3 separate regions of the Homo sapiens genome follow, and all the other regions are linked to region 3. Evidence: chromatin contacts called from ENCODE Hi-C or POLR2A ChIA-PET data. All regions are on one chromosome and are shown on one strand. The core of a region is the stretch at or near the end of the contact, and the rest is flanking DNA. Distances in the headings are between cores, read along the strand shown. Region 1 holds the start of PODN (podocan). Region 2 overlaps ZYG11B (zyg-11 family member B, cell cycle regulator). Region 3 holds the start of ECHDC2 (enoyl-CoA hydratase domain containing 2).

Region 1 (4,844 bases), core at 13-2,512, 140 kb after region 3:
TTACCTGCCTGTTTCCATCATGGGAAGAACTTGGGCTGTGGAGAAGGGTAAACCTGGGGTCAAAACCCCAGCTCTGCCAGTGAATGGGCATTTTACTCAGTCAAGTATCCTTTCTGAGGCCATCTCTTTTCTATAAAGTGGGGCAGCAGCAGTTCTTCCTTTGCGGAGTTGTGAAGCAGAGCATAATGCATATGGTATAACCTCACGGGGGCGGCAGCCAGTGAAAAGTCTGGAGCTGCTTTACAGGGGCCATTCATTCATTCATTCATTCAGGTTAAGGTTGAGCAAGGGGTCCCACGTGTGACTTATGCATCCTTCTCCCTCTTCAGTGGGAGGACAGCCAGGTGAGGCAGCTGTGGATGCCCTGCCCACAGGCCAGAGCAGGTAAGGGGAGGAGGCTTGCTACACAGTGGAGGTGCCAAGTACCACCTAAGCCCAGCCGCATTGCCTGTTCCACCGCCGAAGCCCCTGGCGCCAAACAGTGTTGCTTCAGCTGGTAGTAGTTAATACTCCTTTACTTGGAAACATTTTCAGTTCCTGGGAGCAATATGGTGGTGTGAGGTCTCACTGTTCACCCGCCCTGTTTCTCTGTGACTGGGATCTGCATGTCCCCGACTCCGGCCCAATTTACCATTCTTCAAGGCTCACCAGGCTGTGGGCCCAGGGCCAACAGGGATGGGAGTGGAGGGTGGGGTGGAGCGTGGGGAACTTTTCCGGGAAGAGGCCCAGCAGGGTCTTGGCTGGCGGCCCCATTAGCCACGGCCCAGGACCCCAGGGTGGGAGAGTGAACGGAAAGGTACTCGTGCCTGGAGCGGTTGCAACATCCTCTGTAATGAGGAAGATACAGCTCAGAGGCACTGGGTCGAAGGACCCCTCTCCCCAGCCCTCCTTTCAGGTGTCGGGGCCTAAAGGGGGTCCAGTTCCAGTGCGGAAGGCTGGGAACTAGGAAGCGTCGCGGACCAGACAGCCCGCCTTCCCGGTCTCCCGGGTGGGGGTTCGGGGGGCGTGGTGCGGCGGCCGGGGCTGAGAGGGGTCGGTGCGGCGGCTCTGCCTCCCCGGGAAGTGGGAACCGGCCAAGTCCCGAGCGGGGAGGGGCAGGCTTTCTCCTGCCCGCGCCTGGGGGGACCCTACGCCTGTGTCCGAAGGAGGCCGGCGTCCAGCAGATGCTCCCGGGGCGGGTGGGGAGTGGGGGAAGGGGGCGGGAGAGAGGCGGGGAGGAGAAAACCCACAACAAAACTTGCGTCGCGGAGAGCGCCCAGCTTGACTTGAATGGAAGGAGCCCGAGCCCGCGGAGCGCAGCTGAGACTGGGGGAGCGCGTTCGGCCTGTGGGGCGCCGCTCGGCGCCGGGGCGCAGCAGGTACAGGGCGCTGGCAGCCGGGGTGGGCCGAGGGGCCGGGGGCTGAGCCCGGGCAGCGCACTCAGACGTCCCCGCCTCTCCGGATGGCTCCAGCAGCTGCCTGGGGCGGGCCCGCCGCATCTCACCCCCTCTGTAGGACCCTGCACCCAGGGCACGGCCGGAGATCTCCTCCTCTGGAGTGCGACCCCTGCGCAGTCAGGACCCAGGCAGGGGCCTTCTCCTCTCTGAGCAGAGGCTGGTCCCCGTCCCCAGGCCCCTCCCGCTGCGCACATCTGGAAAGAATCTGAGGGCGGTTGGGGGCGGGGGCTGGAGTGGGAGGACGCCGGCGGGCGACAGGGAATGTGGGGGGCAGGTGGAACTGCGTAGGGGCGGGGACCCCTGTCATGAGAGCCTGGGCCCGAAGTATCCCCGCGTCTTTCCACGTCAACTCATCAGGCCCCCTAGCGACTCCAACCTCCACCTCTTTATAGATAGAGAAACTGAGGCCCAGAGAGGGGCAGAGGTCTGGCCCCAGGGCGCGTCGGACGCCGGGTGGGTCCCCTCCGGGGCTCGGCTTCCCCGGCCACTGTGCCGCCCCAGCTTAGTGCCAACCACTAGTTGAGCTAAAGGTCTCAGCTGGCGGTCTGGAGTCCGTCTATCTGTCTACGCGGCTGCTTCCCAGCCGGGACAGCTGGAGGGAGGAAGGGGTGGGGGTCCGCGAAGCGCGAGGAGCGAGATCCGCGCCTTCCTGCGAATGAGGCAGAAGCCCCAGGTTCCAGGTCCCCGAGCCACAGCCCGGCCTGGGGCGGGGGACGAGATCTTGGCGTTGGAATACCTGACGCTCCGTCAGGTGGAAGAGGAGGTGGTGGCGGGGCTGCGAGGCTCCTGGCAGCCTCGGGGGCTGGGGCTAGGAGAGGCAGCCGCAGCCTTTTGGAGAGGAGCAGGCGCGGCAGCAAGGGGCGAGCACCCCGGCCCCGGTGCGCGCGGCACTGACTGAGCTGGTCCGGGAGGCGCGGAGGATGCTCACCCAGCGCTTGGAGTGAATTACTGACCTGTCTGCCCTTCGATTACCGGCTGGCCAGGGAAGGGGAAGCTGTGGTCTGCCCTGCTCCACGAGGCGCCACTGGTGTGAACCGGGAGAGCCCCTGGGTGGTCCCGTCCCCTATCCCTCCTTTATATAGAAACCTTCCACACTGGGAAGGCAGCGGCGAGGCAGGAGGGCTCATGGTGAGCAAGGAGGCCGGCTGATCTGCAGGCGCACAGCATTCCGAGGTAGGTCACTCAGAAGAGCCCGTGGACTGCCCTGGGAAAGACCAGGGGGGACTGCTCTGGGGGTTCTGCTCCCTCATGTCCACTCTTAGGGCCCAAGACCCAGTCTACTCTAGCCTAGAGTGCAAGTTAAGAAATGTCAGAGTCACACGACTGTTTTCATGTCATCTGTGGGAGCACACTTTATCCCTTCTGTCTGAGTCTAGGATAGGGGATTACTAATGGTGGCACTTTTAGGCTTGGTGTAGTCATACATGCGAGTGCTGGCCGTGTCCTGCTTGGAACCCTTAATGAGTCCCTATCACCAACACTAGCATGGCGGTGGAGGCCCTTGGCCACCCAGGCCTCCCGCCCTGTTGACCCTTCCTTAAACACACGTCCCTCTCCTCTAGCCCCACCCCTACCTTTTGATCACACTCTACCTCTGCCTGGAGGGCTGTTTCTCCCACTCCGTCCACTTGGAGAACTCCCGCTCAGTCTTCAAGGCCAACTCAAGGCTCTGGGCAGGAGTCAGAAGACCCACATTTTACTCTTGGCCTTGGCTTTAACACACTAATTTGCAAACTGGGGGAGTCAGAGCAGATCATACTGCAGATCTTTAGATCTTTTCCAACTCTGCCTTTCACAAAGTCGTTCATTCAGCAAACATTTCCCCAGCACCCCCACTCCATGCTTGGGGAGACAGGGGAGGCCCAGCTGAGACTTGAAGGATAAAGCCAGCCAAGGTTGCTGTGGAAGCACCCAGAAACACCCTAACCCAGCCAAGGGGGCAGGAGAGGCTTCCCTGAGCAGGGGCATTTCAGCAGGAGCTTTCTAGGGATGGGCAGCAATGCCAGCCCTTTGTGCTTGAGCTCCAAATCTGCAGAATAGAAAGACGAACATGTAGTCCCAGGATTTCTATTAGAGTCAATAAGATGCAGCTGTTTGGGGCCCAGCACAGAGCAGGTGGTCAGTTGATTTGTACTGACTTTGAGTGGAGAAGGAAGGTAGTGCTGAGGGCTGAGGATCCGCCTCTTGATTTGGGGCTCCCTTTCCCTTCCTTCTTCTAGTCCTACCTTAACCTCACACTTTGGGCCTTGAGGTTTGGTTCCCTGGTAGTGGTCAGGGGAGACAGTGGGTCCCACTTACTTTCTCAGTAACAGTAACCCCTGGTATGTCACACCTATTTGATGCCAGCGGTGACAGGCTGAGACTGCTATTTCATTTAATTCTCACAAGTAGCTCCCAACTCCATTTCTTAGACTAGTTAACAGAGGCTCGGAGCAGTAAAGTGGCTCATCCAGGCTTACACAGCAGTCAGAATTGGAACCCATGCCCTTCTGTCTCTAAAGCTCTCCATATGAGAAACACTCACTGCTGGCTGAGCTTCCCCGCTGTCCAGGGGTTTGAGATGTTCCTCACCAGGTGGACTTGAAACTCCTGGAGACCAGGGAGCTCCCCTGTTCTTCCCCACACACCTCCCACATGGCTGGGTACACAGAAGGGGCCTTGGGGGGCTTATCTTGCTCCATTCTTAGAAGAGCAAGGCTGGGTACAGTGGCTCATGCCTGTAATCCCAGCACTTTGGGAGGCCGAGGCAGAAGGCCAGAAGTTCAAGAACAGCCTGGGCAACATAGTGAGACCCCATTTCTAAAAATAAAAAATTAGCCAGATGCCAGGTGTGGAGGCACATGCCTGTAGTTTCAGCTACTCGGGAGGCTGAGGTGGGAGGATCACCTGAGCCCAGGAGCCCAAGGCTGCAGTGAGCCATGATTGTGCTACTGCAGTCCAGCCTGGGTAACAGAGGGAGACCCTGTCTCAAAAAAAAAAAAGAAAGTTGGAAAATTTAGACTCAGATGGGTCAGTGGTATGGCCAAGGTCACACGGCAAACCAGGTAGTAGGGCTGGACCTTCCCAGTGCCTCACAGCCCTGAGAGTGGCTGGCGAAGCTGGAGGGACCACTCTCCAAGCCCTGTCTGTCCTTCTTACCTCTTCCTCCATTCCTGCAGTCCAGCACCTCTCTCTCTGCCAGGGGCAGGCCCCTTAGCCCTCACCTGTCCCAATTGCGCACCCTCGTGTCCACCCACAAACCTGCCTGTGTCACGCTCCTGCCTTTCAGTGGTCCTCGTCTTCCAGTGATAAGGACCACACTCCCTAACCTGCCCTTCATGTCTCTCCTTTGTGGCCTGGGCTTGTGGCGACTGTGCCTTTTTGTATCACTCCTAGTCCCTATCCCCCACCTGACAGTCTTGTGAGTGT
Region 2 (4,504 bases), core at 46-2,545, 170 kb before region 3:
TTTTGTATTTTTATTAGAGACAGGGTTTTGCCATGTTGGCCAGGCTTGTCTTGAACTCCTGACCTCAGGTGATCCGCCTGCCTCAGCCTCCCAAACTGCTGGGATTACAGGCATGAGCCACCGTGCCCATCCTTATCAATTTTCAAAATACAGAGTTGATATTTCCCTGGTGTCCTTCAAAGATAACTAGTTGGTTTTTATTTTGTATCATTATGAACTCATGAATTGAACATATTTGAGGTGCAATTCCCTGTAGTTTTCAGCTGTTTTCCTGATCTTTGAAATGTGGAGTTTGGATAAGATGACCTCTAACCATCATTAGCATTTTGATGTATTTATTTCTAGTCTTGTGTTTACACTTGTTTAAACTATTTATTTTATTTTAATTTAGTTTTGAGACGGAGTCTTGCTCTGTCACCCAGGCAGTAGAGCAGTGGCACAATGTTGGCTCACTGCAACCTCCGCCTCCGGGGTTCAGGCGATTCTCCTGCCTCAGCCTCCCAAAATGCTGGGCTTGCAAGTGTGAGCCACTCTGCCTGGCCCCCAGCAACTATTTTTTTTTTTTTTTTGAGACGGAGTTTCACTCTTGTTACCCAGGCTAGAGTGCAGTGGCGCAATCTCGGCTCACTGCAACCTCCACCTCCCAGGTTCAAGTGATTCTCCTGCCTCAGCCTGCTGAATAGCTGGGATTACAGGCATGGGCCACCATGCCTGGCTAATTTTTGTATTTTTAGTAGAGACAGAGTTTCACTGTGTTGGTCAGGTTGATCTTGAACTCCTGACCTCAGGTGATCTGCCTGCCTTGGCCTCTCAAAGTGCTGAGATTACAGGTGTGAGCCATCGTGCCTGACTCTGGCAACTATTTTTAATAGCAGCTTTATTGAGATATAATTCACATACCATGCATTTCACCTATTAAAGTGTACCCAGTTCAGTGGTTTTTAGTATATGCAGAGTGGTGCAACTATAGCCACAATCAATTTTAGAACATTTTCATCACTCCAAAAAGAAGCCCTGTGCCCACTAGCATTCACTTTCCATTTTCTTCTAACCCACCTTCCCTCTAACCCTAAGCAACCAATAATCTCCTTTCTGTCTCTGTACATTTACCTCTTCTGAACAGTTCATACAAATGGGATCATACAATACGTGGTTTTTTTGTGACTGGCTTCTTCCACTTAGCATGTTTTCAAGGCTCATTCATGTTGTACAGTACATCAGCATTCCTGTTTTGCTAAGTAGTATTCCATTGTGGGGCTGTACTATATTTTGTTTATCCAGTCATCTGGTTTTTGTTGTTTCTGAAATAGAGTCTTGCTCTGTCACCCAGGCTGGAATGCAGTGGTGCCATCACGACTCACTGTAACCTCCCACTTCAGCTCCTGAGTAACTAAGACTACAGATACCTGCTACCACACCCAGCAAATTTTTGTGTTTTTTGTAGAGATGGGGTTTCACCATGTTGCCCAGGCTGGTCTCGAACTTCTGGGCCCAAGTGATCCTCCCAAAGTACTGGGATTACAATTGTGAGCCATCACGCCCACCCCATCCCACCCTACCCATTTATCAGTTTTGATGGATATATTTGGGTTGTTTCTACTATGATATAGTTAAAAAAAAAAAAAAATAGCCAGCGCGGTGGCTCACACCTGTAATCCCAGCACTTTGGGAGGCCGAGGCGGGCAGATCACTTGAGGTCAGGAATTTGAGACCAGCCTGGCCAACATGGTGAAACCCCGTCTCTACCAAAAATACAAAAATTAGCTGGGCGTGGTGGCATGTGCCTGTAGTCCCAGCTATTCTGGAGACTGAGGCAGGAGAATCACTGGAACCTGACGTGAGGCAGAGGTTGCAGTGAGCCAAGATTACACCACTGCACTCCAGCCTGAGTGACAGAGCAAGACTCCGTCTCAAAAACACACAAAAAACCCCCCAAAATTTGATCTTCATACCCTGTTTCTTGCACGTTAGCTCCCAAACCCCTTGGAAGCTCTGAAGTGAAAAGAGTTTTTGTATGCTAATGAGTTGACTGGTGTCCAGGAGCCCCTAGATAACTTCTTTCTGGGCTGGTTGCCAGAAGGACCAAGGCATGTGATAGGAAAAACAACATTTTTTCCTTCTTTATACTCCTTTATATTCACACCACTCTCAATATTTTTGATACCAAACCATATAGTAGGAGAAAACAAACTGTTTTCTCCTACTGTACTCTCAACACAGAACACTTCTGTGACCAGATGTGTGGTTTTTTTTTTTCCCTATACGGAGCAATTCTCCTATTCTCAGCAGACATCAATTGGGTGCCCTAAAATTTACCTCAGTTCTGACAGTAACCAGCATTAACATAGACCTCACAGGTGAGGGGCTCACTTCCACAAGATGGCCTCCCTCAGATGCCAATTCAGGTAGTAGGTCTCTGGATTAACCACAACACCTGTCAGTCTTGGCTACAAATTGGAGGTTCCCACACCTCCCTCCCTGGGTTTGATAATTTGCCAGAGTGCTCACAGAACCCATGAAAATTTTACTTACTTTAATACAAAGGATATTTTAAAGGATACAAATGAACAGCCAGATGGAAGAGATACATAGGGCAACCTATGGGGGAAGGAGCTTGAAGCTTCCATGCCTCCTCCAGCACACCCTACCCCACCCCTAGCACTTCAATGTGTGCAGCAGCCTGGATACTTTCCAAACCCCATTTTTGGGTGATTTTGTGGATGCATTATTACATATGCATGATTGATTAAATCATTGGCCATTGGTTATTAACAACTTTGAGTCCCTCTCCCCTCCCTGGAAGTTAATGGCAAGTGAAGTGCCTTCCTGAATTCTGTGAGTCATATTAGCAGATTATCAAACATGAGGCCCTCCTCAGGGGATCTTGGAATCCCACAGTTTATAGTTCATTGGTCAGAAGTACAAGTGGAAATCTGGGACTTGTGACTGGCACCTGCAGTGGGGACAGTGGCCTAAACTGTAGTGCTATGCTAATTCTGGGTAGTTAGTGTCAGAATTCGAATTGAATTGTAGGATACCCAGTTGGTGTCAGAACTGGTTGTTGGCGTGGGAAAAGCCCAGAAATTTGGTGTCAGTAGTGTTGTGAGTAAAAACAATTCGGACCATTTTTTTTTTCTTGGGGTGGGGTACAGAGTCTCGCTATGTCGCCCAGGCTGGAGTGCAGCAGCATGATCTCAGCTCACTGCAACCTCTGCCTCCTGTGTTCAAGTGATTCTCCTGCTTCAGCCTCCTGAATAGCTGGGATTACAGAAGTGCACCACCACACCCAGCTAATTTTTGTATTTTTAGGAGAGACGGGGTTTCACCAAGTTGGTTAGGCTGGTCTTGAACACCTGACCTCATGATCCACCCACCTCGGCCTCCCAAACTTCTAGGATTACAGGTGTGAGCTGCCGTGCCTGACCTCAGACCACTTTTTAACTATTATGAACAATGCTTCTGTAAACATTCACATACAAGATTTTGTGTGGACATGTTTTTATTTCTGGGTATATACTTAGGAGTAGAATTGCTGGATCGTATTGGTAACTGTTTAATTTTGTAATAAACTGCTAAGCTGTTTTCCAAGGCAGCTGCAACATTTTTATTTCCACCAGTAATGTATGAGGTTTCCAATTTTTTCTCCCATCAGCAATTATTGTCCATGGTTGTTCTTCTTCTTCTGGTTGTTGTTGTTGTTGTTCTTTTTTTTTTTTTTTGACAGAGTCTCGCTCTGTCACCCAGGCTGGCGTGCAATGGCGTGATCTTGGCTTATTGCAATCTCCACCTCCCAGGTTCAAGCAATTCTCCTGCCTCAGCCTTACCCTAGTAGCTGAGATTACAGGCATCTGCCAACATGCCTGGCTAATTTTTTGTGTTTTTTTGTTTTTTTTGAGACAGAGTTTCGCTCTTGTTGCCCAGGCCGGAGTGCAATGGTGTGATCTCGGCTCATCGCAACCTCTGCCTCCCGGGTGCAAGCGATTCTCCTGCCTCAGCCTCCCAAGTAGCTGGGATTACAGGCATGCACCACCACGCCCAGCTAATTTTGTATTTTTAGTAGAGATGGAGTTTCTCCATGTTGGTCAGGCTGGTCTTGAACTCCCGACCGCAGGTGATCCACCCGCCTCGGCCTCCCAAAATGCTGGGATTACAGGCGTAAGCCACTGTGCCTGGTCACTTTTTGTATTTTTACTAGAGACAGGGTTTTACCATGTTGGCCAGGCTGGTCTCGAACTCCTGACCTTAGGTGATCTGTCTGCCTCGGCCTCCCAAGTATTACAGGTGTGAGCCACTGTGCCTGGCCCCCTTTGCCTTTTTTTTTTTGAGATGGAGTCTGGCTCTATTGCCCAGGCTTGAGTGCAGTGGCACCATCCTGCCTCACTGCAACCTCTGCCTCCTGGGTTCAAGCGATTCTCCTGCCTCAGCCTCCCAAGTAGCTGGGACTACAGACACCTACAACCACACCAGCTAATTTTTGTATTTTTAGTAGAGACGAGGCTTCACC
Region 3 (4,700 bases), core at 879-3,378:
AGTGAAGAATGGTTTACCACCCAACCTCAAGCTCAAAGGCAGCAGGTAAAATGTAACAGTGCTCTTGTGCCATCAGCCCCAGTGGAAGGCAGAACCTGCAGCTTCTAATATGAACATCAAATGACCCCAACTCATTCCCTGTGAGGGCTCCGTGTGTGATCTCATCCCCATGCCTCCTCTGCACTGTCATCTTGGTTTCTGTCTCTCCTTCTCTCACTGCCTTTTCCTGCCCTTTGAGCCCTCTGGCAGGGGCAGAGGCTTAATCTGCTGATCCTTGTCATTCTTTTTTGGATAAAATGATTCCCGATATTTGCAAGTGAGCCTAAAGGTCTTTAACCCATGATAATTTTGTGTTTACACATGTACAAGTCTGTATTTTGAGTCACTGAATTACTAGAAGAGCCAGTGATTACCTAATGGTTGAGAACACAGGCTTTGAAATCAGACCTGGTTCAAATAACTTAACCTTCTGTGCCTCAGTTTTTTAATCTGTAAAGTGGGGAGAATAATCTTGACTGTCTTAAGAGCTGTTGCCAGTTGGGTAGTGAACTAAGCATGAGATTGGGGGTATAAGGTTCAGCAATATTAACTGTTCAAGGAAATTCTCACCAAGTGGTGCAGTGGGACTCTAGGTGGCCTGTCCGTGTCCACTGAAGGTGGTAGATGCACACTTGGGAACAGTGGGCAACAGCAGGGAGCAAGGAACTGGATTTTATGGCAAAGCCCCGCTTCAAACTTGTTGTCAAGCCGGTAAAAAGGAAGCAATACTGCTGGGGAAGGGGCGGCAGGCGCCATGTCCGGCCACGAAGGTGGCAAGAAGCCACTGAAACAGCCCAAGAATGCAGGCCAAGGAGATGGACGAGGAAGATAAGGCTTTCAAGCAGAAACAAAAAGAGGAGCAGAAGAAACTCGAGGAGCTAAAATGGAAGGCCACGGGGAAGGGGCCCTTGGCCACAAGTGGAATTAAGAAATCTGGCAAAAAGTAAGCTGTTCCCTGTGCCTAAGGAGATGGTGACCCTTTATTTCATCAGTATTTAAACCTCTCTATTCCCTGCCATAACATCTTTTGCCACCTATGGCTGGAATTAAGTGTTGTCTTGGAGCTGTTGTACATTTAAGAATAAACTTTTGTTAAAAAAAAAAAAGAAGCAATACAACGAAATGTACAGTACAATGCCATCTGTGTATCAAATGCAGGAGACAGGGGATGAGATGCGGGGAGGAGACCCAAGGCAGGAGAAGCGCCTAGCCCTGATGGTTACCAGCAGAGGACTGAGGAGCGTTATCAGCACCACTGAATGCTCCAGAAGTTCAAACAACAACAACAACAAAAACGCAACACGCGATCAGAGGCGTTTTCTGCCAGTGACCCGCGAACTTTGCCCCCCACCCCTCGTCCCCGCTCCATACTATCCTTGATCTTGGCCAAAAGGCGGAGAAACAGCGAACTTTTCCCTGGAGCCAGAAGGACGCAAAGGTTCGCTAGCGGCCCAGGGCGGGCGCGCGGCTGGAGAGGCACCCTCCTCACTCTGCCCGCTGCCGCACTGGGCACTGGGACTGGCTCCGCTGCCTCCGCCCCCGAACCGGGCCAGGACCCTTGGCGGGGGAGGGGAACGCGCACTTAAACGCTCCTGGCCTGGGGGCCGCGGGGCCCAGTCCTACCCGTGCGGACCCCGCTCCCCCTTCCACACAGTCGGAAGACCCCAAAGGGCCTTTGAAGAGACCGAGGTTGCCAGAGGCCCCCCGCCCCCAGCTAGAGTCTGGAGCCACTAAGGCGGCCGCCCACCTCTCAGGCCTGGAGCGGTTTGGGGCGCCTAGAACTGGGAGGGAGGGACTGGGGATCGAATCCTTCAACGCACTGAGCGGCCCACCTGCCGGTCCCCCGCTGCCTCCGGCCTAGTCCCAGTCGCGTCATGCGCCGCCCCGGAACTGCACATTTACCTTGGTCCGGACCCGCCAGGGCGCGCACTTGGATCTCTGAGCCCCCGGCCGCCCCGTCGGAAGCGCAGCCGCGGGCCCGAAGGGGCCTCCAGGGGCGCAGGAGGCACAGAACGCGCAGCATCGGGGCGCAGGCTGGGAGTGAAGGTGCTTCTCCGGCCCTGCACCGTCTCGGCTCCCGCTGAGAGCTCGCAGTTCCGGCGTCGGGCGAAGCCTTCGCCAATTGCTCCACCTATGGGCCAAGCGTCTGTTGCCTCCTTCCGCACCTCCCGGGGACAGGGAGACTTGAGCGGAGGAGGTCGGGGGAAGCCCAGCTCCTCTGTGTGATTTGGTGTAACTCTGTCAACCTCCCAGCGTCAGTGTTTTAATCCTGTAAAATGGGGATAATAGTGACTACCCCGTGGTGGTGTGAAGATTAAATGGGGTGTGTGAACCTTGCTTGCACATATGCTCAATTTCATTTTTTAAATGAAATGACATTTAATGAGTCCCTTGAGCGTGTCTACACTTGCGAACCTCACTGCTTCACCTCCCATTTGCGCCTCACTTTTTTTTTTTTTTTTTTTTTTTGAGACGGAGTCTCGCTGTGTCGCCCAGGTTGGAGTGCTGTGCCTTGATCTTGGCTCACTGTAACCTCCGCCTCCGGGTTCAAGCGATTCTCCTGCCTCAACCTCCCAAGTAGCTGGGATTACAGGGACGCGCCACCACGCCCAACTAATTTTTTTTGTATTTTTAGTAGAGGCAGGGTTTCACCATGACGAAACCCTGTCTCTGTTAAACATTCAAAAAAATTAGCTGGGCGTGGTGGCGGGCGCCTGTAATCCCAGCTACTTGGGAGGCTGAGGCAGGAGAATCACTTGAACTCGGAAGGCACAGGTTCAGTGAGCTGAGATCGCGCCACTGCACTCCAGGCTGGGCAATGAGCGAAACTGCGTCCCAAAAAAAAAAATTATTCTCTTAAACACAGTATATACAAAGCACTCTCACATTGCTGATGTGAATGTCTTTAAATGAAAAGCAACTGGTAATTTATATCAAAATTATAAATGCACAAGCTCATTGCCCCAGAAATTCCAATTTTAGAAATTTAACCTACAGATAAATCCACACAGCTGTGAAATGACACGTGTTCATGGCTGTACATTGCAGCATTGTTTATAATAGCAAAAGACTGGAAGCACATGGTGCTGTCATGTGCTTCTGGTGAGGCCTCAGGAAGCTTACAATCATGGCTGAAGGTGACAGGGATCCAGCATGTCACATGGCGAGAATAGGAACAAGAAAATTAGGTGGGGAGGTCCCAGTTTATCGCCAAGGGGATGGTGCTAAACCATTCACAAGGGATCTGTCCCCATGATCCAGTCACCTCCCAACAGGGCCCACCTCCAACATTGGGAATCATATTTCAACGTGAGATTTGGAGGGATCCAACACCCAAACTATATCACAGTCTCAATATCCATCAATAGAGGGTTGGTTAAATAAATTATGGGGCTGTGTGTGGTGGCTCACCCTATTATTCCAACACTTTGGAAGGCCAAGGCAGGTAGGTCCCTGGAAGCCAGGAGTTTGAAACCAGCCTGGGAAATATAGCAAGCCCCTATCTCTACTTAAAAAAAAAAAAAAGGTACATCAATAATCTGAATACTATGCAGCTATAACAAAACACAGGAAACTGTTTATGCATTGATATGAAACAATCTTCAAAATCTATTGGTATATGAAACAAGTCAAAATGCAGAATAGTGTGTAAAGAAAGCTAAAATTTGGCCGGGTCTGGTGGCTCATGCTCATGAACCTAGCACTTTGGGAGGCCGAGACAGGAGGATTGCTTGAGGCCAGGAGTTCAAGACCAACCTAGCCAACATAGCAAAACCCCACCTCTATTGAAAGAAATAATAAAGAAAACAAAAATTTGTGTTAACAAGGGGGATAAGAGTATGCATGTGTATATTTGATTGTATTTACATAAAACATCTTTGGAAGGATAGGGAAGAAGAACCGAGAGGCTGGGAATAAGGGTAAGAGAGACAAGTTTTACGGTTTGACCTGTTATACGTTTTTGGACACAGGATGTTGTTGTTGCCCAGATTGGAGTGCAGTGGCAGTATCTTGGCTCACTGCAGCTTCTGCCTCCCGGGCTCAGGTGATCCTTCCACCTCACCCTCCTGAGTAGCTGGGACCACAGGTACATGCCACAACATTGGCTAATTTTTGTATTTCTTGTAGAGACGGGGTTTTGCCATGTTGCCAAGGTTGGTCTCGAACTCCTGAGCTCAGGCGATTTGTCCACCTTGGCCTTCCAAAGTGCTGGGATTACAGGTGTGAACCACCATGCCTGGCCCCTTTTATACTTTTTGAATCTTGATTTTTGTTTTAAGTATAACTTACTCAAAATAAATAATGAAAATGAAAACAAAGCACAATAACAAAAATTAAAAACATGCCTTAGCAAAAATAAAACTAATATATACACAAAATCAAAACATACAAACTAGCCAGGCCCGGTGGCTCATGCCTGTAATCCCAGCACTTTAGGAGGCTGAGGTGGGTGGGTCACCTGAGGTCAGGAGTTCAAGACCAGCCTGGCCAACATGGTGAAACCCTGTCTCTACTAAAAATACAAAAATTAGCCAGGCGTGGTTGTGGGCAGCTGTAATCCCAGCTACTCAGGAGGCTGAGGTGCAAGAATCGCTTGAACCCAGGAGGTGGAGGTTGTAGTGAGCTGAGATCACACCACTGCACTCCAACCTGGGCAACAG

What was found. A loop is a pair of places that touch in the nucleus more often than their neighbours do. ChIA-PET counts read pairs that join two places held with the same protein, here RNA polymerase II (POLR2A). Pooled maps may share reads with other maps.
Region 1: a loop to region 3 is called in a map of ovary, with 4 times the contacts of the local background. The contact joins the promoter of PODN here to the promoter of ECHDC2 in region 3. A Hi-C loop is called at or near these places in 5 of 168 maps with a recorded cell type or tissue (ovary, posterior vena cava, sigmoid colon and 1 more) and 5 of 50 pooled maps. POLR2A ChIA-PET finds 5 or more read pairs at or near these places in 4 of 52 experiments (A549, BJ, GM10248 and 1 more).
Region 2: a loop to region 3 is called in a map of mammary epithelial cell, with 4 times the contacts of the local background. The contact joins the enhancer-like site here to the promoter of ECHDC2 in region 3. A Hi-C loop is called at or near these places in 1 of 168 maps with a recorded cell type or tissue (mammary epithelial cell) and 2 of 50 pooled maps. POLR2A ChIA-PET finds 5 or more read pairs at or near these places in 3 of 52 experiments (CD8-positive, alpha-beta memory T cell, GM12878 and HEK293).

Annotation. Positions count from the first base shown.
Region 1 is chr1:53,060,951-53,065,794 of GRCh38, forward strand. PODN (podocan) reads left to right here and starts at 1,263. Exons shown (of 11, transcript NM_153703.5): 1 at 1,263-1,358. RefSeq lists a silencer at 1,241-1,428.
Region 2 is chr1:52,749,721-52,754,224 of GRCh38, forward strand. All of the region lies in intron 1 of ZYG11B (zyg-11 family member B, cell cycle regulator), which reads left to right. Among named protein-coding and RNA genes, the nearest start is that of ZYG11B, 26 kb to the left of the region's middle. Within about 2 kb of position 1,296, at least 3 of the 41 ENCODE cell types and tissues checked have a DNase peak (open chromatin) inside an H3K27ac peak, as active enhancers do; they include mammary epithelial cell, where a contact is called at or near this core.
Region 3 is chr1:52,919,612-52,924,311 of GRCh38, forward strand. It overlaps ECHDC2 (enoyl-CoA hydratase domain containing 2), which reads right to left and starts at 2,129. Exons shown (of 10, transcript NM_001198961.2): 1 at 1,942-2,129. The coding sequence starts at 2,062. It also overlaps the pseudogene LOC112268226. RefSeq lists an enhancer at 1,832-2,514 and silencers at 1,849-2,027, 1,876-2,105.